4 separate regions of the Homo sapiens genome follow, and regions 2, 3 and 4 are each linked to region 1. Evidence: chromatin loops called from intact Hi-C (ENCODE). Cell type or tissue: chondrocyte. All regions are shown on one strand. Each heading gives the region's core, and the rest is flanking DNA. Links, peaks and the distances in the headings are about the cores only.

Evidence for each region. Hi-C counts contacts between places; a loop is a spot of excess contacts. Peaks named below come from ENCODE experiments on the same cell type or tissue, not always from the same donor. Only the 100,000 strongest peaks of a DNase experiment are listed, where the experiment ranks them.
Region 2: a loop joins it to region 1, with 5 times the contacts of the local background. A loop is called at or near these places in 5 of 110 quality-filtered maps.
Region 3: it touches region 1 in a loop (5-fold over the local background); 5 of 110 quality-filtered maps call a loop at or near these places.
Region 4: a loop joins it to region 1, with 4 times the contacts of the local background. A loop is called at or near these places in 2 of 110 quality-filtered maps.

The regions. Positions count from the first base shown.
Region 1 is chr9:12,772,767-12,779,179 of GRCh38, forward strand. It overlaps LURAP1L (leucine rich adaptor protein 1 like), which reads left to right and starts at 2,254. Exons shown (of 2, transcript NM_203403.2): 1 at 2,254-3,261. The coding sequence starts at 2,950. All of the region lies in intron 2 of LURAP1L-AS1 (LURAP1L antisense RNA 1), which reads right to left. In chondrocyte, for the core only: a CTCF peak has its summit at 3,659; DNase peaks (open chromatin) are centred at 2,805, 3,285 and 3,735.
Region 2 is chr9:12,985,392-12,991,804 of GRCh38, forward strand. No RefSeq gene overlaps it. Among named protein-coding and RNA genes, the nearest start is that of SNORD137, 16 kb to the left of the region's middle. In chondrocyte, for the core only: a CTCF peak has its summit at 3,072 (motif pointing left); no DNase peak of the experiment used is centred there.
Region 3 is chr9:13,085,470-13,091,882 of GRCh38, forward strand. No RefSeq gene overlaps it. Among named protein-coding and RNA genes, the nearest start is that of SNORD137, 120 kb to the left of the region's middle. In chondrocyte, for the core only: CTCF peaks have their summits at 3,482 (motif pointing left), 3,684 and 3,886; no DNase peak of the experiment used is centred there.
Region 4 is chr9:12,918,807-12,925,219 of GRCh38, forward strand. No RefSeq gene overlaps it. Among named protein-coding and RNA genes, the nearest start is that of SNORD137, 51 kb to the right of the region's middle. In chondrocyte, for the core only: CTCF peaks have their summits at 3,591 and 3,791; no DNase peak of the experiment used is centred there.

The sequences.
Region 1 (6,413 bases), core at 545-5,544:
AATTAGCTTCTCAGGCTAAGAGCAATTGGTAAAACATCTCACACATTTTTGTCCTTGTTGTTTGTGGGCATTTTTGTATGTTTATTGTTTTTATTTTTGTTTTTGTTTTTTGAGGCAGTTTCTCACTCTGTCTCAAAGACTAAAGGGCAGTGGCTTGATAATAGCTTACTGCAACCCCGAACCCCTGGACTCAAGCAATCTTCTGGCCTCACTCCCTCACCCCTAACCCCTTAGCTAAGACTACAAGTGCATGCCACCATGCTTGGCTAATTTTTAAATTTTTTGAAGAGGTGGGGTCTCGCTATATTGCCCAGGCTGACTCAGTTTCTTGAGAATCTTGAAAACAAACAAACAAAACACATGCTCAAGAACCAAAGTAAAAAAAAAAAGTTTTCAAATAGTTTGAGTAAGAAATGTCCTCAGATTAAACCACATAAAGCAGTTATGGTAGCATTAACAACAATCTATTATAGATCCATAAACATTCAATGATTTTAATATATTCTGAAAACTAGCTAAAGCATCATTCAAAATGTCTTCATTTTAAACTAAAATGTCAATAGGCATTTAACCGAAAAAAAATTTAAAGCTTGACATACTAAGCTTTCCTTCAAAAGTTTACATTTTTTTATATTTCACTGGAACAAAGTTACTTTGCATATACATCACACTTTTACTCTCAGAGGAGTTTCTCCTGCAGACTTCTTTAAAAAACTATATACATATATACATACATATACGTATATATTAAATTATCCTCAGCCTCAAATACTGATTTTGCAGTCTGTGATTCATAGCAGAAGAGGTGTCCCATTTTTCTATATTGACACACGATAATTTGACATTTGTTTTTTACTGACCAATTTCTAGCTAGATATTTCATCTATAAACTGCACTTAGCCAGCCTTATGCTGAACTTTGTAAGGGTTTTGTAATAATAAACTGTTCTTGACTGAAACACAAGCCTTTCATAATTACATGCCACAGTGCAATTCTTATGCAACGAGCTTGTGTTTTTCCAAATTTAGGACCAAGCATGTAGTTTTATCAGTTAGCTGGGATTTGGTCTTGTTTTCCCTTGATTCTGTAAGTGGTAGTTCTAACTTTGAAATGGGTCATCTAACTTATAACTATTTTCTTCATTTCTTTTTAAAAGGGAGAAATAGCATGCAAATTTCTGGCATGTTGATAGAAAGTTCAGCATTTTTTCCCTGACATGAAATATTTCATTTAGAATGCGTATGTTTCCTCTACGTATAAGGTTTCCTAGAGTCAGATATGATAAAAACAAACTCTGAGATGTATATACCTATGTTCCTACAAGTGTAAAACCTGAATGATGTCTCTGGAAATGGAGCCTCGGAGTGACCAGGAACACAAATACTTATATGTCACAGAAATAGAGGGGCACATACTTTGAAATATTTCAATGGAAATCAAAAATTGTAGTTTACTGGATTGAAATTAGTATCCTCTACTTAAACATTTTTGACACAAACTCAATGCTGATTCAGATCTGTAATCCATGTAGCTCATAATAACTTACTTGGTAGAAGTATTTCAGATTAATGAATTGTACAATTGTACAAATTAATAAATTGTACAATTGTTCAACTATACAATTAATTGTACAATTTGTATAGTTGAAAAAATCTATAAATTAATTTATAGATAAATTATCAAAGAAGACAACATTTTAAATAGTTATTCCCAATATTTTTTCTTCCATAATTAAAATAAAAGTAAGTATCTCAGCAATTGCTTGTTCTTAAAATTTCACTGCTATCTCAGCAGTCATGTAAGTTATTCTGGCTATTTAATTTTTCACTTTTGTTTGCATACTGTAACAGTTGGTAGGATAATTAATTTTGATTGTACATTTCCATTGAACTTTTGATGAAATTGTTTCACTCTTTTTATTAGAATAAAATTATTAGGAAAGTCTTCTAAAGAGAGGTTTTCTGTTTGTTTTTCCTTTGAGGAAGGTAGAGAGATGGGAAACGAAGACACCAAATATAAAGTCATTCCTCTATCTCTCATTTTAAAACCTGTTTTAAAGGTTGTAGCTAGTCAGGAAAACTGAAAAATCAACTGGTATTCCTAACTAAAGCAGGGCTTTGAAACTCTGCTACTAGCGACAGGGTTGGGAAAATTCCGGTTGCTCTTCTTGTCTGTGATATACGGTAGAAGGGTTGGTCCTGGTTTGGTCCACCTGCCAGCGGAGTTTAAAGTTTCCGAGGCTCAGAGGAACACAATGACTTGGATCAAACAGCCTAAATGGGAAGAAGGACATTTTTGCTGCATCAAGGAAGCCGTTAAACTCCTGCTAAGCTAACTAGCTCTTTTTTATGGGTCCATGCACACGACCGAACTCCTCTTTCACTGACCAGAGATTATTTCTGACAACCCAGGATATCCCGAAAGCTTGGAGGCATATGGCTGGAAAATGAAACGACCCAGGACATCGTTTCTGGCTGCATCATTATTTTGTGTCGCGTAGTACCAGATGGGCAGTCAGTGAGCGGCGCAGGGATGTGAACGGACGGTTTTATAATGTGAAAATTTTCCCTTGGTAAAGCTAAAACAGATTTAATTTCCCTCTCTTTTCTTTCACTACTTCCCCCTCTTTATTCCCCCTCTGTCTGCAATATCAGTGAACTCAACTTTGCAGTGAGGTGGCCAAAAAGAGAGAGAATGAGGAGATCTTGATCATCTTAGTGTCGGAGGAGTCGCAGCGGACTGGGAACTGCAGCTGCGACCCCCCGCGTCCTGTGCGGATTTCAGGGCTGATACCGCATAGGCGGTTATGGAAAGGACGGTACACCGGAGCGGCGGAGGATAGAGACCCTGGCCCCCGGAGAGGTCTGCTGATTTCGCAGCAGCCTTCGAAGCCGTGGCTGCCTTTCATCTGCTGCGTTTTATTACTATTATCGCCGTTCCGGAAAAGTCATGGAAGACAGCCCGCTGCCAGACCTCAGAGACATCGAGCTGAAGCTGGGGCGCAAAGTACCCGAGAGTCTAGTGCGCTCTCTCCGTGGGGAGGAGCCGGTTCCCAGGGAAAGGGACAGGGACCCCTGCGGGGGGAGCGGTGGTGGTGGCGGCGGCGGCGGCGGCTGCAGTAGCAGCAGCAGCTACTGCAGCTTCCCTCCCTCCTTGTCGTCCTCCTCTTCGTCCTCCCCAACCTCTGGCTCCCCACGAGGTAGCCACTCTAGCGCCCTGGAGAGGCTAGAAACCAAGCTTCACCTCCTCAGGCAAGAGATGGTGAGTGTGGTGCGCCAGCCGCGGGGGCTGGGACCTGGGCTGGGCCAAAAGATGGGGCGATCTGAGAATGGGGCTGGGAGAGAGGACGGCAGGGGCTGCAGAGCGGAGCGCTGGGCGCGTGGGAAATGCTGGGTGGAGGAATGAGCAGGGGGCGCTCATCCGGAGGCAGCTGCTGCGAGGCTTGTTTACCGCGGACTTTGCTCGGTCACGGTTTGCAAAGACAGCACAGTCGGCTGGCTCCACTCTGTGTACTTTCGGACAACGCGACTCACTGCGCCGGGCTCTATTTAGCTGCCAGCCCGTAGCCTCTTAGGCACCAGCCCGTTGAGAGTTTGCAGTTATTGCACCCATCTAAGGCCTGCTGTGCGCTGTTAACACTTCGGGTAGGTTCAAAAGGTGGCTCAGTCCAATGCACTTACTGCAAAAATACTTCCTGGTTTGCCGGGAGGTGGCGTGGCAGGGTCCTTGCAGCCTTTCCTCCTAGCTCACCCTTCCACCAGTACCGCTCCGCCCTCCTGCCCTCCCTTCTTGGTGCAGCAGCCGCAGCTGTTCCAAGGCCACTGTCGAGCAGATTCTCCACAGCTGGTTCTGAAAACAATGGCCTACTCGTCCTTGATGTACTTATGAATAGCTTGTTTCACTATTTTGATCCCAGGGAGCAGGTGATCCCCAGGCCCAGGGATCTGCTAAGGACCATCTCCCACCCTTCTCCCTCAAGTCTCAATCTGCAGTTGTTTTCCCTGCTGTTTGCAAACGTTTGCCTGAGCATAGGACAATGAGATAAGTACAAGGTCTAGGAATACTCATTCTGGAAGTATTTAGACTAAGACACTATTTACTTGCCATGAGCTCTTGGGCACGTCACTTCACTTCTGTAGACCTCTGTGAATTTGATGAGCTGGTTAGAGAAAATGATCCCTCCCTAAGTCCTTTGAAAAAAACGACCACAAAGCAACAGCATTTTCTACTAGCTTGGAGATAAGGAAAGTTGCAACAGTGGGCCTCAAAAAGAGAAAATAATTTCATTAAATTAACTTCACAGTTGCTTTTGATTTGCTTCAAAGTAGGCTAGGAGATTTCTATCACTCCGACAGGAATGCTGGAAATTATTTCTATCATTCTATCGTTTAGTTATTATAGAGTTCTATCATTTAGTGATTGTTATTTTTTAGGTTGGACAAAAATTTAAGGACAACCCTTAGGTACATAATGGAGAAGCTGGAAAGTGGAAGTCATCTTGATGAGTTTGCAAAATAGATGAAAAGATAAAATGGAAAAGATGACAAACCAACAGGTCAGGGGATGCCTGATACCGTATCACAAAGATCAGACATACGTGTGGAGACTAACAGGTAAAACTATTTTCCACAAGAAAATTTCTTGTACAAGGAATTAAGAATGTTGCTAACTCTGCAAATTAAGGACTTAATATGAGGGACGAAGACATCAAGGAGATGAGGAAATTTTATTCCTAACCATGTCTTCTGTAATTTTACCCATGGAATGTTAATATATTCACTTAATCTAATAAATAAATCTTGTTGAAACATATTTTCTTTCTCAGTAGCTCACTGATAGCACATCAAAGATAATACTGTCATTTTGCTGGACACTCAGACACAATTTAGAGTATTTATATATAACTTGAAAACAGTAACATTTCCAAAAACCGATGAACCCCACCCTGTCCCAAGGAATGATTGGTATGTATGTGAAGATCATTTTCTGACAAAAATAATTACGTTCCACTTAGGATGCACAACCATGTTGTCCTGTAGAGAAGTCACAAGTTTTGTGAGAATTTTTAAACTGATGATGTTTATTTCCATGGTAACGTGAGTATACATTTTACCTTCTATTGTAGTGATGAATCACAATTAGTTTTTTTTTATAGGTTGGTGGAAAAGTAATTGCTGTTTTGCCATTGCTTTTAATGGCAACCACAACTACTTTTGCACCAACCTAATATTTATTAAGACTTTACTTTTTTGAGACACAATTTCTGAAACTGGGATTTATGTTGAGAGTCTCTAAGGTCCCTGATAATTTGTCGCATTTGTTGTTGTTTTTTGGAGAATATTTCATCACTACTCAAATGATGGTCCTCTGGTCTGGTGGAAGCTTCGTAAGCTTTGAAGCCAGATAAACCAGGGTTTCAGACAAGTCTAGAGCAAGTCAGGATATCAATAAGACCCAATAGGATGTAGGGCTGCCTGTCTAGGGAGACATTTAGCTTATCTTCCCCGGCAAAAAGGCTTGTCCCGCTCTCTGTGGCCCTCATTCTAGTCATGGCTTTTTCACTCACTAGTGTGTGGCACTGAACAAGTTATAGAACCACTTTGAGACTCAGCTTTCTTGTTAACATAGGAATAAGAGCATCTCCATTAAGGCATTTTAAGAATTCAGTGAAATAATATAAGAAAAACAACTATTACATAGATATTCAAAAACAGTAAGGATGCTGGCAGTAATGAGCATTACATCAATGACATGGGTTCCGTTGATCTTACAAAAGCAGCCCTACATGGATAATGTGGATTTGGGACTGATGAAGGCCTAGATATCTTCTCCACCAGACTGACTCTATCATGTCATCTCCCATGTCATCAGATACTCTCTGTAGAGACGATGTTTCCAAACAAACTAACGCACAAAATATGTGTAGGTTTCCCTAGCTTCAGTTCAACTGGAAATCTTGATTTTTATTTTAAATTTAACTTTTATTAAACACATGCTATGTGCTAAGCATGCTGCTGATTGAAGTAGCATGTATGAAAGAATTGTAGAGCCTAATGTCAGGTAGTCCAGGAAATCTGAGGAACTTAAACCAATACAGTAGCCCACCTTATCCATGGGAGATATGTTCCAAGACCTCCAATGGATGCTTGAAACTGTGGATAGTACCAAAGCCTATATAGACTGTTTAGTCCTATGCGTACGTACCTATTGTAAAGTTTAATTTATAAATCAGTCACAGTAAGAGATTAACAATAATAACTAACAATAAAATAAAACAGTGTATTGCTATGTGAATGTCTCTCTCTCTCTTTCTCTCTCATTCTCTCTCTCTCAAAATACTATAATATTTTCAGACTGCAGTTGACTGTAGGTAACTAAAAGCAAAGCCATAGATAAGGGTGTACTACTACATT
Region 2 (6,413 bases), core at 557-5,556, 210 kb after region 1:
AATAATTTTCACTGAAACAAGAAAAATACCAGAAGAAAAAATATATATAATTGAACGTGGCTCATGGACTCCTAATTAGGAACCTCTGGTCTAGGCCGGGCCATTCTTCCATTATGTGATATTTTCAAATATTTTGAAGCAAAGAGGGTTGAAATTCTCATTTTAACCAATTTTCCCCTCTGTATTCAGGGGCATGGAACACATCTCAATAAACTATGGGGAAAACAATAACTCTTTTATTTCAACCTGGCTTACATTCATATATAGGAAAGTCTTCTGTGCTTTTAACTAAAGCACACTTTAACTAGATCTTTCCAGAACACTTCTGTATACTAATAATTAATAATCATGATAAAGACTATGTGGTTTAGAAAATTTATAAAAGGTTAATGAATTATCCAAAAAAAGCTGAATTATGCATAAGGTATTTTTAGCTTTGAAACCCTTGTGATTTCAAATACTTCTGGTGCTCTGTATCAGCTAATGTCTTACCCAGCCAGTACAGCTTAACCCTTTATCCTCTAATGATTACTTTTGTGAGAAAGTAGCTGGTAAGTACTAAGTACTAACTTATTATTTGATATCCTGTAGCTGAGTGCTCTGCAAAAATGTTGACCATGACAACCAATAAGACATACCTTTTATATGTCTATCTAAAACACACATGTGCATAAGTATTGAATTTAACTATGCTTGCCATAAATCATTCTCATCATTATTAAGTTAAATGCACTGTAATTTTTTTTATCAAATGTTAATCTATTACATATGGTAATGCTGGTCTTGACCTACTAAATTTATTTCATCAACCTACAATACACTACAACTTACAGTTTGGATCACACCAGCCTAATCCCCCCCAAAATGGCTTTTTTTTCTCTGAAAAATTAATGAATTTACTTAGTCAAATGTGTTTCTAGAGTTTATCTTTTGAAAATGAGGACTACCTATTCTATTTTCTTGAAAATTTATAATTCTCAATTTACAGGAACATTCTACTATCCAGAGCACATTATTCTTTAGATAATCAACCATTATATAATAATAATTATTATTGCTATGTGATTTGTAGATTTATTTCTAATCTTCACTATAAGCCTGAAATGTATATGTTGTATGATTCCCATTTTGTATTTGAGAAAACTGAGGCTCAAAAAGTTGAAGTATCTTATATGATCCCATTGACAGGGTGTGACTTCAGGTTCCTGGACTCCAATGCCTCCTATGTTCATTGTCCTCATTGCCCCATGGCTAACATTTTCCAGCATAAACAAGGCAGCCACCATTTTCATGGGTACTCACAAAATAGATCTGCAGACCACAGGTTAAAAAATTAAGATGACTTCTTGTGTATTTCTCTTCATTTGTTTGAGAGAATTTTATTGAAAATTGTTAGGTACATTGATGATAATACATAGATGAAGAACATAAGAATCCTCTCACCAAGAATCTTAAAATCTGCTAAGTAATTTCCATGAAGAAAGGACCAGAAAATTGACCGGGGAACACAGAGAAGGACTGACGTGTGCATCAATTAGAATGTTGCAAAAACTTTTTTGACCATGACACATAGAGGGAGGAGTGATATTTGGTCTCAACCATAAAGGATTTCAAAGGATAAAAAAGAGAGGTATGGTTATTTCAGGCTTACCGAAGGAGCTTGATATAAAGTATGGGAAGCAAGAAGCACATTGGGTGTCTGGAGCCCTGAGCAGGCCGCCCAGTGTAGCAAGCAAACAAGATAGAGGGAGGATTCAGGAACCAACCACATTCTTGAAGGGACAAAATACCCTACCATTAAAAACTCAGACTGTATTCTCTGTTCTTGGTTTTTATTTTTTTTAAATGTTTTTCCTTACTTTAAAAATTTCACTTGAAAAAGTAGGTTTGACTCAACTTCTATCAGTCTTCAGTTAGTCAGAAAAAAAAATCAAATACAGCTGAATTCAAATGTTAAATTTTAAATCGTTTGACCAAATGGTCATAAAGTCTGGAAACAAAGGTGAATACATATAATGGTATACACACTCACACATAGGTTATTGATATTACATTACAGCACATAATGTGTTGAATGATATTGTATTAAAATGTTTTCCAGACTTTATGGCCATTCAGTATTTTACAGCTCTATTGCATAAATAGTTTCTATCACTTGATAGCAACATGTAGCAGCCTAAACAATACACTGTATTCACAGTGGGAAGAATACTGTAGCCTGAAAATTTAAGTAGCATCATCCAAATAGTCTTTTAATTTACTATATGCTGACAAAACTTAAGCCTCAAAAAAAAAAAAAGCTTGTCATACCTCAGAGTATCAAACTTGCTGATAAGAATTAGAAAAACAGGTAAAATGCAGCTGTTTTTATCAAAGTATTTTATTTAGTCTATTTTTTTTCACCAGAACCAGTCTATCATCTAGTGACACAGACACAAATTAGAACCAAAGGTAAATATTTTACAAAACCCCATTCTTAAGCTGTTTATGTTTTTGCTCTAAATATCATGCTTTCCTATAGGTATGTTCAGAGTTAAACACAAGTTCTGGTCTGCCAGCTGTAACTTCATTCCATTTTCATATCAGATTATAAGTGAATAGTGACAATGCTATCAATGGGTATAACTGCTAATGCACGTCAGTTTATGAATAATTCACTAACCCGGTAAAAGCTTTAAGAAATTAGGCATTATTTTTCCAATGAAATTAAACGTCATATCCCTACCACCTAACGCAATGCACATAGCAGACAGTCAATAAATATCTGTTGAATAAAAGACTAAATTAAGTCATATAAGCTCCAGCTGTGACAACTCTACCATAATATTCTTTAGAAGTGCAAACAACTATAGGCCTTTCAAATATACTTAAATGGATACAGAAATAGATTAAGATAAAGAGGTTAATTATGTGTGGTTTCATATTTCATTTTAGAAAACCAATGAATAACAGAATGGTAAGGGATGCTCCACCATAAGAACACTCACTATTGTGAAAATTTACAGGATTTGTAAAGTAAGATTCTCTGTTCTTTTCACCTGTGTTAATTCTACTGTCTATCTTTGCTGCCCTCCTCTGGAATTCTTATATCACCTGGTCCTCTTTTCCAAAGAATATGTACTTTATACTTCACTTTAGAATAGAACTATAAGAGATAATTCAAACTTTTTCATTTCTATTTTGCAGTGCTCTTTTTATCGAATTTTATAGCACAGGCTTGGAGGCAGAGAAGTGACAGTGTAATGACTGCAGGTTATTTCTAGGATTTATCCCAGGACACATTTGTTCTATTTTGTATAACATTTAATGACACTTTCTGAACAACCTATGAAACGGTTTGGTCTTTCAAAATATCTTCTGTAAGACTACTATTTGACTAAGACTGTGAGGCACGCTCATGATCAGAGGTATTACACTATTTTTTGTTCCAGAACTGACTTTGTCTAGTCTTGTGTACATACCATGAGTATATTTTACAATAGAAGACCTTTCTAATAAAAATAAGTCAGTGCTAATTTGTTAATTCACAAAATTTTTTTGAGACAGAATCTTGCTCTGCCACCCAGGTTGGAGTACAGTGACACAATCATAACTCACAGTAGCCTCAACTCCTGGGCTCCATGCCACCATAACAGGCTAATTATTATTTTTTTTATTTTTGATAAAGTAAGGGTCTCACTATGATGCCCATGCTGTAACTCATAATTTTTAAACATTCTTATGTACAAAGGCAATTTGTATCAGTGTACAATAAAAAGCACATATAAAATATAATATTTAAACATTAAAAGAAATGTAAAAAGAAATCATGTGAAAGGAAGAGAAATAGAGAGTGGTCTAGCACCAAAAGTATACCAGATATTGTGCCTGTTGGTATTTTCACTTTATCTCATTTGTTTTTCCCAGCAGGCCTGCTCAGTCAGCAGGAGTCACCATTGCATAGTGGCTAGAATTAAAACCAATAATAATAGTAATAGTAAAAGACAGAAGCAGTTGCATTTGAATAAACTCCAAAACTTACTTAGCTTTGCTGGGCCTTAATTTTTCACCTACAAGGTAGAGGGAGATAATGTTCAATATGTACCTCATTCAGTGGGTCTGAAGACTAAAATAAGTTTTTTTCTTTTTTAACAATACAATGATTCAACAAAATTTTACTGAGAGCTGTGTTTCAAGATGTTCCAAGCCTTGGGGATTCAGCAGTGACCAAAGTGATCAATGTCCCTACCCTCATGAAGCCAATATTCTAGTGAAGGAAAATAATAAAACAAAAAATCAGTAAATATTATGTCAGATGTGATAAGTGCTATGACAAAAATAAAGCAGAATAGGGACAATGAAGAATGACTGGCAGCTATTGTATATGGAGTGACCAAGGAAGGCATCTTAGGAGAGGTGATATCTGAGCAGAGCACTGAAGGAAGTCATGGAATGAGCCCCATGATTATACAAAGGAGCACTTCTCAGGCAAAGAGAACAAGTGCAAAGCCTTTGTAGTAGGAATGCACTCAGTAAGTACAAGGAATGGCAGATAAGCTAGTATGGTTAGAACAGAGTGAGTGAGGAGAAAAATGATAGGAAATGAGATCAGAGAGGCTGTGAGACATTCAAGCATGTGCAGCCTTGTGGGCTAGGTTAAGAACTTTGCATTCAACTCTCAGTGAAATGCATTGAGAAAAGGAGTAACATAATCTCATTTATGTTTTTATTCTGGATTACACAGCTGCTATACAGGCAATAGACAAAAGGGAAGAGAGCAAAAGCAGAAACTAAGACAAAGTTCCATGTGATGGCAGGGACCAGTGTAGCTGTTATAGAAATGATGAGAACTGGTTGTTGTATTAGTCAGGGTTCTCTAGAGAGACAGAACTAATAGGATATATATGTAAGTTAATAGTTTATCAAGTATTAACTTATATGATCACAAGCTCCCACAATAGGCTGTCTGCAAGCTGAGGATCAAGGAGAGCCAGTCTGGTCCCAAAACTGAAGAACTCAGAGTTTGATGTTTGAGGACAGGAAGCATCCAGCACAGGAGAAAGATGTAGTCTGGGAGGCTAGGCCAGTCTCACCTCTTCACATTTTCCTGCCTGCTTTATATTTGCTGGCAGCTGATTAGATTGTGGCCACCAGATTAAGGGTGGATCTGCTATCCCCAACCCACTGACTCAAATATTAATCTCTTTTGGCAACATCCTCACAGACACACTCAGGATCAATACTTTGTATCCTTCAATCCAATAAAGTTGTCACTCAGTATTAACCTTCATAAGTCCACCCTTTGTCAACTTGAACCCATACTCATCTCCTGAGATCATACTTAATCTTCAAATAAAGAAAATAATAAGGTCATAGTTATGCCTAACATAATACAACTATCCTTCGTACAGCCAGAAACGCACAAATCCCCAACCCAAATACTATACCATAAAGTTAACAATACTTAAATGCTGACATGAAGTCAGTAAATCTTCAGTCCAATCAAGTTGGCACTTGGTATTAACAATCACATTTGTATTTTGCATCTCTTTGAGTGGTAGTGCCATCAGATTTGCTGATCTACTGGAAGTGAAGATGAAAGAAAATTAAGTTTTATATATCAATTTTTGGTCTAAGTAACCAGAGAATAAAGACGGCATTTACCAATGTGAGAAACAATATATGAGTAGGAAGTTTGGAGTGGGAAAAAAAAATAAGAGTTTGTTTTGGACATATTAAGTTTGATACTATAGTAGAAAGCCTAGTAAGCAGTTGTATGTCCAAGTGTGGATGTTGAGTGAACAATCTTGGCTGCAGATATAAATTTGGTAAAAATATGATATTTAAAGCTATGAGACTGGATAAGATTGTTTAGGGCTCAGTGAAAACCCAAGACCATTCCATGAACTAAGCCCCGGAGTATTTCAATATTTAAAAGTTAAGGAAAAGAAGAGGAACCAGAAAAGAAAACTGAGAAAGAATGGTGAATGAAAATCAAGAGAGGTGCAACTCGGGTGACAAATGAACAATTTTTTTCAAAAAGGATGGGGGCTAGCAATTCAAACCAAATGGTTGTAACAGGTTGATTACATGAGAATTAAAACTGACCTTTGAATTTGACAATGTAGAGATCATGGCCATGTTTACAAGAATAGGTTTTCATTCTTCCTTTTAAAGGATGGAAGGAGAGGAATAGAGGGAGTGAGTATGGAAACTTTTTCATTAAGATTTTCTCTGAAAGGAAGCAGAAAAAGGGGATAGTAGGTGGAAGAGCAATAGGATGAAAAGTACAAAAAAAAATTTGCAAAAATGACCATAATTATTCTCTTCCCTGTATTCATTTCCCCTTTGCATTGTGACTTTGCAGATCTTCTCATCAACAGATGGAATCTGAAATGACCGTGCAGCTTGTTTGACCGTCAGAAGGCAGTGAA
Region 3 (6,413 bases), core at 568-5,567, 310 kb after region 1:
CGTAAGAAGAAAAATTAGAAGCTAGCAGAAGTTAGTTCGTGAGGTTTAAGGAAAGAATCCATCTCCATAACATAAAAGGGCAAGGTGAAGCAGGAAGTGCTGATGTAGAAGCTGCAGCAAATTATCCAGAAGCTCTGAGATCATTGATGAAAGTGACTACACTAAACCACAGATTTTTAATGTAGATGGAACAGCTTTATCTTAGAAGAAGAGGCCTTCAAGGACTTTCACTAGAGAAAAGTCAATGCCTGGCTTCAAAGCTTCAAAGGACAGGCTGATTTTGTTCATAGGGGCTAATGCAGCCAGTGACTTTTAAGTTGAACTCAATGCTCATTTACCATTCCAAGAATCCTACGGCTCTTATGAATTATACTAAATCTATTCTGCCTGTGCTCCATCAATGAAACAACAAAGTCTGAATGACAGCACATCTGTTTATAGCATGGTTTACTGAATATTTTAGGCCCACTGTTGAGACCTGCTCCAAAAAAAAGTTTCTTTTCAAAATATTATTGCTCAGTGACAAGGCACTTGGTCACCCAAGAGCTCTGATGGAGATGTACAAGGAGATGTTGTTTGTTTTCATGCCTGCTGACACAATAATCATTCTGTAGCCCATGGATCAAAGGGTGATTTTGACTTTCAAGTCTTATTGAAAAAAAAAAATACATTTGTAAGGCTATAGTTGCCATAGATAGTGATTTCTTTCTTCTTCTTCTTCCTTTTATTTTTTTTTGAGATGGAGTCTCGCACTGTCACCAGGGCTGGAGTGCAGTGGTGCGATCTCGGCTCACTGCAACCTCTGCCTCCCAGGTTCAAGCGAGTCTCCTGCCTCAGCCTCCCAAGAAGCTGGGATTACAGGCACACACAGATGGTGATTTCCCTAATGGATCTGGGAAAAGTAAATAGAAAACCTTCTGGAAAGGATTCACCATTCTTGATGCCCTTAAGAACATCTGTGCTTCATGGAAGAAAGTCAAAATATGACCATTTGGAGTTTCTTCCAAACTCCAATTTCTTTTGGAAGATGTTGATTTCAAAAGTTCAAGACTTCAGTGGAGGAAGTCACTGCAGATGTGGTGGGAATAGTGAGAAAACTAGAATTAGAAGTGAAGCCTGAAGATGGGACTGAATTGTTGCAATCTCATGATAAAGCTTGAATGGATGAGGATTGCTTCTTATGGATGAGCAAAGAAAGCAGTTTCTTGAGATGGAATCCACTCCTGGTGAAGATACTGTGAACATTGTTAAAATGACAACAAGTTATTTAGAACATTATGTACACTTAGTTGATAAAGCAGTGGCAGAGTTAGAGAAGATTGACTCCAATCCTGAAAGAAGTTCTACTGTGGCTAAAATGCTATCCAACAGTATCACATGCTACAGAGAAGTCTTTCATGAAAGGAATAGTCAAATTAACAAGGCAAACTTCATTGTTGTCTTAAGAAATTGACACAGCCATCCCAGGCTTCAGAAACCACCACCCTGATCAGTCAGCAGCCATCAGTATTGAAGCAAGACCTTCCACCAGAAAAAGATTAGAACTCACTCAATGCTCAAATGATTGTTAGCATTTTTTAGCAATTGCATATTTTAAAATTAAGGTATATACATGTTTTAGACACAATGCTCTTGCACACTCAGTAGACTACAGCATAATGTAAAGGTAACTTATATGTACTGGGAAACCAAAAACATTCACGTGATTCACTTTATTGCAATATTCCCTTTATTGTTGTTGTCCAGAACCAAACCTGCAACATCTCTGAGGTATGCCTGTCATTGAAAAAAAAATAAGTATGTGTCAGGCAGGACTTTTGTCAGGACAGTGGAGATCTTACAAAAAAATAGCCAAATACCATAAGAGTGTTAAACTTAATTTATCTTAGACTTAGCAACACTATTTATTAATTTAGAGATTTTTAGCCCCTATCAGGCAGGGATAAGTGTACCTAGCATAGTTTTTGGAATTTGGATATGCTCAATGGATGTTCATGTTGTTCAAAAATTGAGAATCTACTCTATGCACAGCACTGTTATTGCGAATAGATAGTCTTTCAAAAATATAGGTTAAGGCCTAACAATGTCTAATTGAGTTTTCTAAGGAAATCTCATTATGAGGCCTCATAGTTCTTCAAGATGTCTCCAGAGCATTCCATTCTTCAGTAAGTAAAAGTAGCATTTCTATATTTATAGAAAAAATTAATTCTGAGTGTTTCAAGGCCAAAGATACCAGCTAAGGTTACTTTTTATTCTTCAGGGGAAAATTTATGCACAAAATGCTGAAGGCTGCAGTGACAGTCACTGAGTTGGAAACGGAAACTTGAAAACTGATTTTACTTTCTTTCTTTCTTTCTTTTTTTTCTTTGAGACAGAGTCTCGCTCAGTCGCCCAGCCTGGAGTGCAGTGGCTCGATCTCCGCTCACTGCAAGATCCGCTTCCTGGGTTCACGCCATTCTCCTGCCTCAGCCTCCCGAGTAGCTGGGACTACAGGGGCCCGCCACCATGCCCAGCTAATTTTTTTTTGTATTTTTTTAGTAGAGACGGGGTTTCACCGTGTTAGCCAGGATGGTCGCGATCTCCTGACCTCGTGATCCGCCTGCCTCGGCCTCCCAAAGTGCTGGCGTGAGCCACCGCGCCCGGCCTGATTTTACTTTTATCAGTGAAGTATTACAACATAACTTTATTGAATAAAACACAAAATAAGCACTCTCAAAATCCATTTAAACTTACATCAAAAAAAAAATTCAACCAAATATTTCATTTACCCAGAAATAAAAACTTTATGTTAGAGGACAGAAAGAAAAAGAAAATCGGGGGAAAAATGTATTTAAAAAGGTCATTATTCTCTTCGAAATTCCAGCAATGATACTAAATAGTAATATCAATGAAAAGCCAGGCTTCTAAGAAGTGTTGAGTACTTCCTGTAGCTATTATTTTACGTTCTTCATATAGAATTCTTTTTTTTGTTGTTTTGTTCTGAATACAAAGAGCCTGGCTTTTTCACTTTTATATTTTCCCACCTTAAGTTGGATTTTTACAAATGGAGGCATTCCTTAAGAGTTGACTTAAGAATTCATTGATTTAGTGCTTGATGTTAATTTTTTCAATAACCACTAAAGCCTGTGCGATACCCTTCTTTTTGCCCAAAACATGTACTTTAAAAAACAGCTAATTTTCATGGAAGCAAAAAGAATATAACCACATCCTCAAATCTGGAAAAAGTTGTATCTTACTTTCTACTTTTGTACAAGTTTCTGAGAAAATGTAATGCTCCAGTACTTTGGAAGTAAAAGTACTGGAACTTTTACTTTTTCTGAAAAGTTCTTAGAGCTACTCAGAAGAAATGAGAAAGATGCGGTATCAGGGGGAGGACAGGGTGGGAGCTGGAGGGGCGGGTTGAGCGCGGGGAGGGTAACGGATAAAGGAGAACAAAGCAGAAGTAGCATGGACTCTACTGCCCTCTAGTGTTTGGATTCCAGAAGAAGATTAAGGTGTTTCCTGGCTTTCATGTGTTCTCTTGTGGGTTTATTTTTCCCTGGAGAATTTTAACCAAATGGGAAGGTGTTCAACCAAGTGACAACATTGCCTGAAGTATCAGGAACAGCCACGTTTACTTCATCAGTCATAATGATCATCGGATTTTTTCTCTGTTTACTCAGGTCAATGAGGAAAACACATCAAACACAGAACCAGCACTTTAAAAGTATTGCTGGAAAGATTCTTTTCCCCCCCAATAATTTAAAAGCAGAGTTTTTAATCGTCTGCACATTTCCCCCAATCTCTTGCATTTCTTGTGAGCATCTAGTTCCCTTTTAACACCTTGAAAAGCCCCAGAAGTCTGAGAAAGCTGGCCCGGTGGTGTCACTGTTGCACTGTGCGTGCACAGATGAGCACTGGTTGTTGAAATCTAAATGGCTGATGCTCCTGGGGTGTTCCACATGTTTTAATGTGGGTGTAAGCTATTTCATCTGCTACACTTACTTCTCTAAAACGTGTAGGGTAATCCTTACTTTTTTATTACTAAAATTTCCTTATAAATGGAACTTGCATCTTCTTATAAAAACATTTTAATGATGTTCATCACTAATCTAAATTTATCCATTTGCAATGCACTTCCATTTACTGAATGTGCTTTATAACCATATATATGCCAATTGACTATACAATGTACACATGCTTTTCTAAGTGCACAAAATATTAAATTATCCACAAAATGGCTCTGCCTGGTAACTTGATATTACAATCACTATTATACAAACATAAACATTTAATCAAGCTTGTATAGAGAATTGTATCAACAGTAAACACAATTGTAATCAAAATATCTTTTATGTTTAGTCTTGTTTCTATGTAGTTGTCACAAGATTTAGTAGCTGGCACAATAATAAACTGATATGGTAATTTGCCTGATATTGCTATGGGGAGAACAGATAAAACTTAACTGAGCTCCAAATCACAGATATGATGTAATAATCAGTGAACTTTAATACTTGCTAAGCAAATTGTTCATCCACACTTTCCTACTCTGTTAAGGAAAGAGTTGAAGCTGAAAAATATTTCAGGTAGCTTCTTGCTAGAAATTTGTATACATTAGAATATATATATATTCTAATGGTTTAATGTCTGAACTATATATGTATTCTAATATATATTCTCTCTATATATATTCTAATGGTTTAATGTCGGAACTTTCAGAGTACAGCTCAATAAATTAATGGTAATAATTTGCTACTATTCATTCATCTCCTTTCACCAACTTCAAATGTACAAGATTAATGCTTGTTTAATTTCCTTCAATTAAGCTAACATGATAAGCTACTTTTATAAATTATTTAAGTATTGGATTCTTGAAAAAAACCAACATTTTCAAATACTTGTCTTAAATTAAAAGTCACTTATTATCAGAAAACCTGAGTTTTAGTCCCAGTTTCACCATAGATTATTGGTAACATTAAAGATGGCTCATCTATAAAATTAGGGGGTTGTATTAAATTCTTCAGTAATATAAATTTTTAAATTGTATTGAAAATCAAAACTTCTTAAGCCTATTAAGGAGTTTGGAATGATAGCATTCTTGGCTCGAAGTATATATAATCAATGTTTTGGTCAAATTTAACAAGCTAGAAAGATAACAGGTAATTGGAATATAAAAATACACCCATGTACAAGAACTTAATGAGTAAGAACAGCCAACTTAGAAACATATTTGACCATGAGAGGACTGGCTTGTACTTTACACTCTAACCTTCCAATATCAACTAAATTATTTCGTTGTAACTTAGTGGATTTGCCAAAAGCTGACCCAATATTTCCCTCTCCAGCTCCATGCTTCCTGCATGTTGGACAATACACAGAGGTTTTTCTTTTCACCACTCGAAACTCAGTTAACTCCTCAAAAATAATAAACACATCCTCTTGACCCTTTCTTGCTTTCAACTCCTGTCCAGTTTCCGTAGGAAAAATATACTATACAACATGCTAACTTAAAAAGAAAAAAAAACTATTATAGCCTGCTCTGTGACACATCTGTTACACATTATGGAAGTAAAAAGCCGAAGGAGCCCCAGTCCTTCTGGGGCTAAATAATTCTATCAGTTCAGAGTTGGTGTGGTATAGCTGTGTTTCCCAAAAATGTATTCCTTGGAGCTTGAATCTCTCTCGATATTTTTGTTCCCCAGTGAAGATTTACGATATATTGCTATATTTGACATTCTGATAAGTCTGTCAAAACAAATTTCTTTAACTGTGTTTAAACCAGTGTTCCAACACTTTATTTTTGGAGCATAGATTTTTGTTTTTTAATAAGTAATATAAAACATTTGAAAAATACTGTTCCAGAGATAAAAATTTATGAGCGCAAAAAGAAAGATGAACTCTGATTAATAATAGCTACTATTTTTATATGTTCATTATATTCCAGGTACTTTCGACAAGATACACTTTAACACCTATTAGCTCATTTGACATAAAACTTTCTGAAGGATAAGGAGTCTGAGCTCAGCCTTGAAGAATGAATAAACCAGGAATATGTTGAGGAAAAGGTCATCCCAGAAAACGGTAAGTTTAAACGAAACTATGAGGCCAGTATATGCCAATCTTGTTTGGAAAATGGCAAAATGAATGAAGGAGCTAGAGCTTCTTTAGAACAAAAATGAGGAATTAGACTGGAGCATTAGAAGCTAAGTTGTAGGTGCCTCTAGTACTAAGTAAAATGTGGACTTGTTTTTTCTAAGCAGTGGGGTGCCTAAGACACATTTGAGCCAGGAGTGGCATGATTAAACAACTGGTCTAAGCCAGTTTTGTCAGTGATACATGGAGCGCAAAGAAAATAAAAACCACACATTTGGAAGTAAAATCAGGATGCATAAAAGACCTGTACTTTTCATTTCTAAAGCATCTGAACATGGCCA
Region 4 (6,413 bases), core at 527-5,526, 150 kb after region 1:
GATAACCAAGTTGAAAACATCTACAACAAAGCTAGGTGGAAAGGAATCACCAGGAATCCCAAAATACAAACAAAAGGAGACAAATCACCACTAGAGATGAGACGTAGTATCAATGACTTTGCAAAATGAAGCAGAAGACAAGGAGCTTGTAACAGGTCTGAGAGTCTGAGAACTATCAAAATGTCATCAGCTAGAGCAGTAGCAGGTAGGAGAGGACACTGAGGCTCCAATGGGCAGGCTAGAGCAAGGAGGCCTTGAGAAGTTCTGACGGATAGTCTGAGTCTGGACCCAATAACTTCCTAACACTAATAAACTGATATATCTGCCCAAGATAACACCCCTTCCGGTGAGAAACTACGAAGAATAAAGTTCAAACTAAGCATTATTGGAATTACCATGGCAAAAAATTAAAAGTAAAATCCAAATGAAAGGGGCAAAGTAGTAGAGAAGGAAGATTTCAGAAAATACAAGGCCATGTATGAATTTATCACAGTGGATAGGAATCCTAGAACTGTTCTGTTGATTATGTAATTTGAACTGTAGCTAGTCCAAATGGCGATGTGCTGTACTTATATATGTTTTTGAAAACTTAGTATGAAAAAAATATATATTGAATTAATCATTTCATATTGATTCATATAGAATATTATATTGTTTTTATACTGATAATATATATATATTCCCTTTAATAATTTATATGGACTTTATATTAGATAATCAATAATTCTAATAATTCATCATATACAGTTTTCTATGATGTTAAAATGATAATATTATAGATATATTAGGTTAAAACATTTTAAAATTAATTTTACCTATTTATTTTTCCTTTTTTCAATGTAGACACTCAAAAATTTTGTTATATACATATTTTATTCTAAAGCAATGCCCCATCAGGGACTTATTTTACTAAAAAGTGAGCAGCAGGAAAGGATGATAATTGAATCCAATATAATATTGTGAGAGAGAGACAGAGAGAGAATGAGGAGTACATAACTCCTCTACAGACAATAAATGTGCGCCCGTAAAACACAAATGCTCACAAATTAGTTTAGAGCTGCTAAGATGCTTTTTCAAAACTAGTTGGAAAAAAGCTAATTTAAAAAATCTATGAAAGAACATAAATCACAATATAAAATTCTTAGAAATGAAGTAATTTGAGAACAGAATTTGAAAAGAAGTGAAAAGAACAAAGGAAAGGCTTAGAAATATAAGAAATCAAATCATTATGGAAAAGAAGACTAAATTAGCAGTAAGAGAAATATAAGCAAACAAAGAAAAAAATGAGAGATGGGATGACAGCCCATAGAATACAAACAATATAAGAGATATCAATCAACGCAATGTATGGACAGCATTTGGGTAACAATACAAACATCACTTAAAAAACCATGTGGAATGTAAACACTGACAAAATATTTAACATTAAGGGGGGCTGATCACTATTGGGGTGATGATTAAAAGGAGAGTTCTTGTCATTTAGAGATACATATGGAAATATTCATAGGTGAAATGGCATGATATCAAAAAATTGCTTGGGAGAGTGAGTGGGAGTTTAGAGGAAACCAGTCTGGCCATGAGCTGATCATTGTAGAAGTGAGTGATGGGTGTATGGGTGTTTACTATACTCTTCTTATTCAAACGATGTCTGAAATTTTCCATAATAAAAGGTTAAAAAAATCTACTTCCATTATGGATTTTAAAACACTAAAAGAAAATAAAGGTGGCTCTATACGTTGCAAAACAAAGTCAAAATAAGGGCTCCTTTTCTGTAACATTAGGTACTAAAATGAGAATTGCAGGAGGCTTCACCATAGTTGGTCAGTTTTTCCATTGATGGAACATTCCAAATCTTTATAAACCATCTGCAGAGGAAGGATTTGGATAGATTTTCATTCCACTGTAATAACAAGACTTTTTTTGAGAAAGAATTTCAAAAAGAACAGCTTTTATTTTGATTCTATGCATACACTGGAAACTAATTAATAAAACACTTAAAGCAATTCTCATCCCAATTACAAAATGTAGACACATGAAATAATGTAAACAATGTCCAATTATTCTGATCATATATTACATATATATAACACAACCAAAATTATTACTTTGACAGCATCTTGGTTATATGGTTATGACATAATTTTTCCAACTACTTACTTTTTAGTAACCAGATAACCAAAGAAGAAATATTAGTAATGAAAAATTATCTTTTAATATTCAGCAATAAATATAGGAGGAAAGAGAGATGAATTAATCCAGAAAACAGTATTTTAAAAGGGAGTATTTTATTAGAGACACAAATAGTGAATTTCAAAGTTCTTGCTTTTTCTAGTTTGCTCCCATTCTTTCTAAATTTTCTTCTTTTCTACAAGTCTATTTTATATAATTATTTTATATAATTCCTAACATTGATGTTCTTGGTGTTATAAACTTTGGGTCAAATAGCATAGGTTGCTCCAATCTCTCTTTTCATTGCATCCCACCTCTATCCTAAAGACAGACTTCTGGCCACCAAATAATTCAAACTAGAAAAACAAGATTGGTAGAGGAAAGAAAGTAATATTTCAGAGTACACTTGGTCAGATCATATGCCTTGTCCACCCCTCATGGATGTTATAATGTTATGTATAGTTAGTCTTATTTGAGCAATCCTGTGGGGTATGTAAATATGTATCTAAATTTTACTGGCAAGGAGATTATAGAATAATGTTCTCTTGGTACTTCAGTTTAACTGAACAGACCTTTATCAAGCATTTACTATTTGTGAGGCAAAGCAGATGGTGCTGAGGATTCAGAGAACAGAATATTGTACCTGCCCTCAATTTGCTCACCATTTGCTGGAAAAGACAAACCAAAGAGGAACTGATAAAATATTAAATGATAAAATATTGATGATAAAATATTACATGAGAAGTCTTGAATGAACAAAGTGCTATGGAGAAGCAGAGCTGATTGCTGGTTTTGCAAGGATCAGGAAGACTCCTGCGGTGAGGTGAGACATCCATGTGGGCTAAGGAGAATGGTCATGGGGTCTCACAGCGGAAGGGGGAAATAACAGATCTAAGCAAAAAGAACACAATACTCCTCCCCAGTAAGGAAAATAATGAGTGAAAATAAACTACAACAGTCAAGGGCAAAAGTCCAAGAAGAAAAGTAGAAAGGAGTGACGGGATACAGAACACAAGAATACAGCTGAGGGGAAATAAAGATAAAAAAGATGGAGTCTCTTATGCTCATCTTACATGCATTTTGCACGGTCTGAGTTTTTAATCGAAGGTAAAATAAAAAACTCATTTGCACCGGTCCCTGGCTTCCTTAAGTGTGTTTAATCACCAAGTAATAAGCTTTTTTCATAACAAGTAATATCTCTCCATTCTTCCAAACATTATGGGAATTGTTAGAGTGTTACATGCTTAGGGACAAGACCAAAGTGCTCCTTCTTTAGTGCTTCTGCCACAGTGAACAATGCTTTCCTATGTGAAGCTTTGTACCTGCAATCCAGATGCCTTTCCTGTTACTACTGTGAGGTTTAACGGCATCTATATGCATTTTTATATTACAGGCTCTGAATAAGTTGAATGAGACAGACTGTGCCTCCTATCGGCTGACAGTTGTTTTTACCAACCTCTTAGACTTCAGGGCATTCTATAAAATGTTGGAGGAATGATGCAGTAGTGGAAAGAATTATTTCAATATTAGAACAAGTGCAGTTTTTGCTGCCAACTCAACTCCCTTAATTAAAATGGAAAGCAACAACAGTTGGCTGAGAAGCCAGGTGAGAACACTTTAGAGAAGACTGAGCCCCATTCGAGCCTCATGTGGATCTGGCAAAGAGAACAGTTCTGCTAGGATCCACATGTGCAGCTCTGGCTCTCAGAAAGCCACATATGCTCTCTAGAAGAGTCAATGGAAAAAGAGCAGAGTGACTGACAGCATTTGCATTCCTATTCTCTCTTGAAAACACACTGGGTTTCACAGGCCTGCTTCTATAGTTTGGCGTTTGGAGTCTTGGATGTTGTAATTTTTAAGCACTGTCACTGAGGACCAATCACAGAACTCATCAAGTGAAATATGCATTTCTGCATAATGAGATAGTAATGAAATAGAATCTGCATGTTTAATATTCTGGAGCTTTAAGGTACAATGATGTTGTCAGCTTGTTTTCAACTTGGTTATCAAATATTAATCAACAATATAGGCTGGGTACAGTAGCTCATGCCTATAATCCCAGTACTTTGGGAAGCTGAGGCAGATAGATCACCTGAGGTCGGAAGTTCGAGACCAGCCTGGGAAACATGGTGAAACCCTGTCTATACTAAAAATACAAAAATTGGCTGGGCTTGGTGGCACATGTCTGTAATGCCAGCTACTCGGGAGGCTGAGGCAGGAGAATCGCTTGAACCCAGGAGGCAGAGGTTGCAGTGAGCTGAGATCGCACCACTGCACTCCAGCCTGGGCGACAGAGTGAGACTCCATCTCAAAAAAGCAAAAACAATATGTTGATATTAGTTTGATTTCCCTTCTCTTCTCAGACAAGAAGGTAGTGGTCAAAACTGCAGCCCCTGACCAAGCACAGTGTCCCCAAGGCCTGGTCCAGGCAATGGAGATGGCACTACCGTCCACAAGTGTCAGCATATAGTGCCAAGGTGTGTGTTCTCAGACTTGTCACTCTCCCAAGTGTGTGCTGATCAGAGTCAGGAAGACAACCTGCATTCCAGTTAAGGGTGGGTGGTGGTAGTGGTTAGTGGGTGTGGGGATAGCAAGCCAAACAAAACAGAAAGTCAAGACAGCTAAGGAACATTTGAAGCTGACAGTGGTGAGCAGAATCTGGAGACAATTTGGGGATGAAGAACAAATGTCTGAGTGTATGCAGTTTCTATGGTTATGCTCTGGATGCACTGAGAGATTATGCCTCCAAACAGTAAAAAATTTAGCTAACCATAATTTAAGCAAACATTCTCACATGACAAGAATTCTGGAAGTAGGCAGAATTCTGGCTTTGGTTTAGCTGCTCAGACATGGCAGAGCTCCAGGTCAATGTCTCTCATGGCCCTCTTGACATTCTTCTCATGGTTGCAGATTATTGCAGAAGCAAGTCACGTCATCACATAGCCATGTTCAAAGCCAAAGAACAAGATGATCCAGGGCAAAAAACTTATTATCAAGACAATCCCTCTAAAATCAGGAAGGGATAGAAAGCTTCCCAGAAAAGTACAACTCATCTACCAGATCAGGATGTAGGGTGGCCAACTTGACCTTATTTGCCTGGAACTTTACCAGTTTTAGCATTGGAAGTCCAAGGTGTGGTCAAAACAGATCGTTGGTCACTGTATTAGGGTCACATGGCTATCTTTGGTCCAGAGGCTTAGATCCCTTTTCCTGAAATTAAGGGCTTTCTACTCACTATCTTAATTGGTTTATCTTAACCACAGAGGAAAACATGTTTCTTTGATAGCCTAGGTTCTTTCAACCTTGACTGCGCTTTCGAATAATCTGGGGGAGCTTTTGTAAAAATGCTAAGGCATGGGCCCCAATCACCATGATTTTACCTTAATTAATATGAAATATTTCTTGAGTATCAGTACTTTTTAAAAGATACTCAAGTGATTCTAATGTATATCCAGGGATGAGAAACTACTAGAAAAGTCAAACAATAAGACCAACCATTGAACCAATGATTGAACCACTTGATAAAACATTCCTGGAGCAGACAATATAATTTGACATGATTGGCAAGATAATAAATCCTTAAATGAATGTAGTACTTCATTTTTGAGCATTTTTTCATATGCATTATCTTTATTGACATTCAAGGTTGGTGTTATTTCCATCTATAAATTAGAAAACGAAGCTTACTTTGTTTTTCCCTCCTTACCCACCCCACTCCTCCATTTGCTCATTGGGTTTCTCTATCATCATCACTACTTCTCCTGGCTGAGGGTGAATGAAAAGTTGCCCATGAACATGAGAATATAGGGTGTTAGAGATGAAGATGTAAGTTATAATGATATTAACAAAGCCACAGATGACTCTCCTTTTCCTAATCTTCTGGGCAGTAGAAATATGCCAATGCTTATAAATGGAGATAAAGGAAATTACATGAGTCTGGATCTCACATAGAGAGCTCGATTATATGTGGCAAAAGTGTGCCCACGGGGTCTTTAAAGTAAGAGTAATTGACAGTGATTTATCCAGAAATCCAGAAGACGATGAAGCCAGAGAGATAATCCATATAGTAGTTTACCAAAAGGCTATAGCTGGAAAGGTTCCAAGGATCAGATCTGAGAAATATGACTAGACTACAAATGGGATATCAACTACAATTTGGGATATAAAATGTGTGGTGGATCAGGGCAAGTGGTTAACATGTGCCAGTCACTATGCTAAACACCTTAAATACATTATTTCACTTA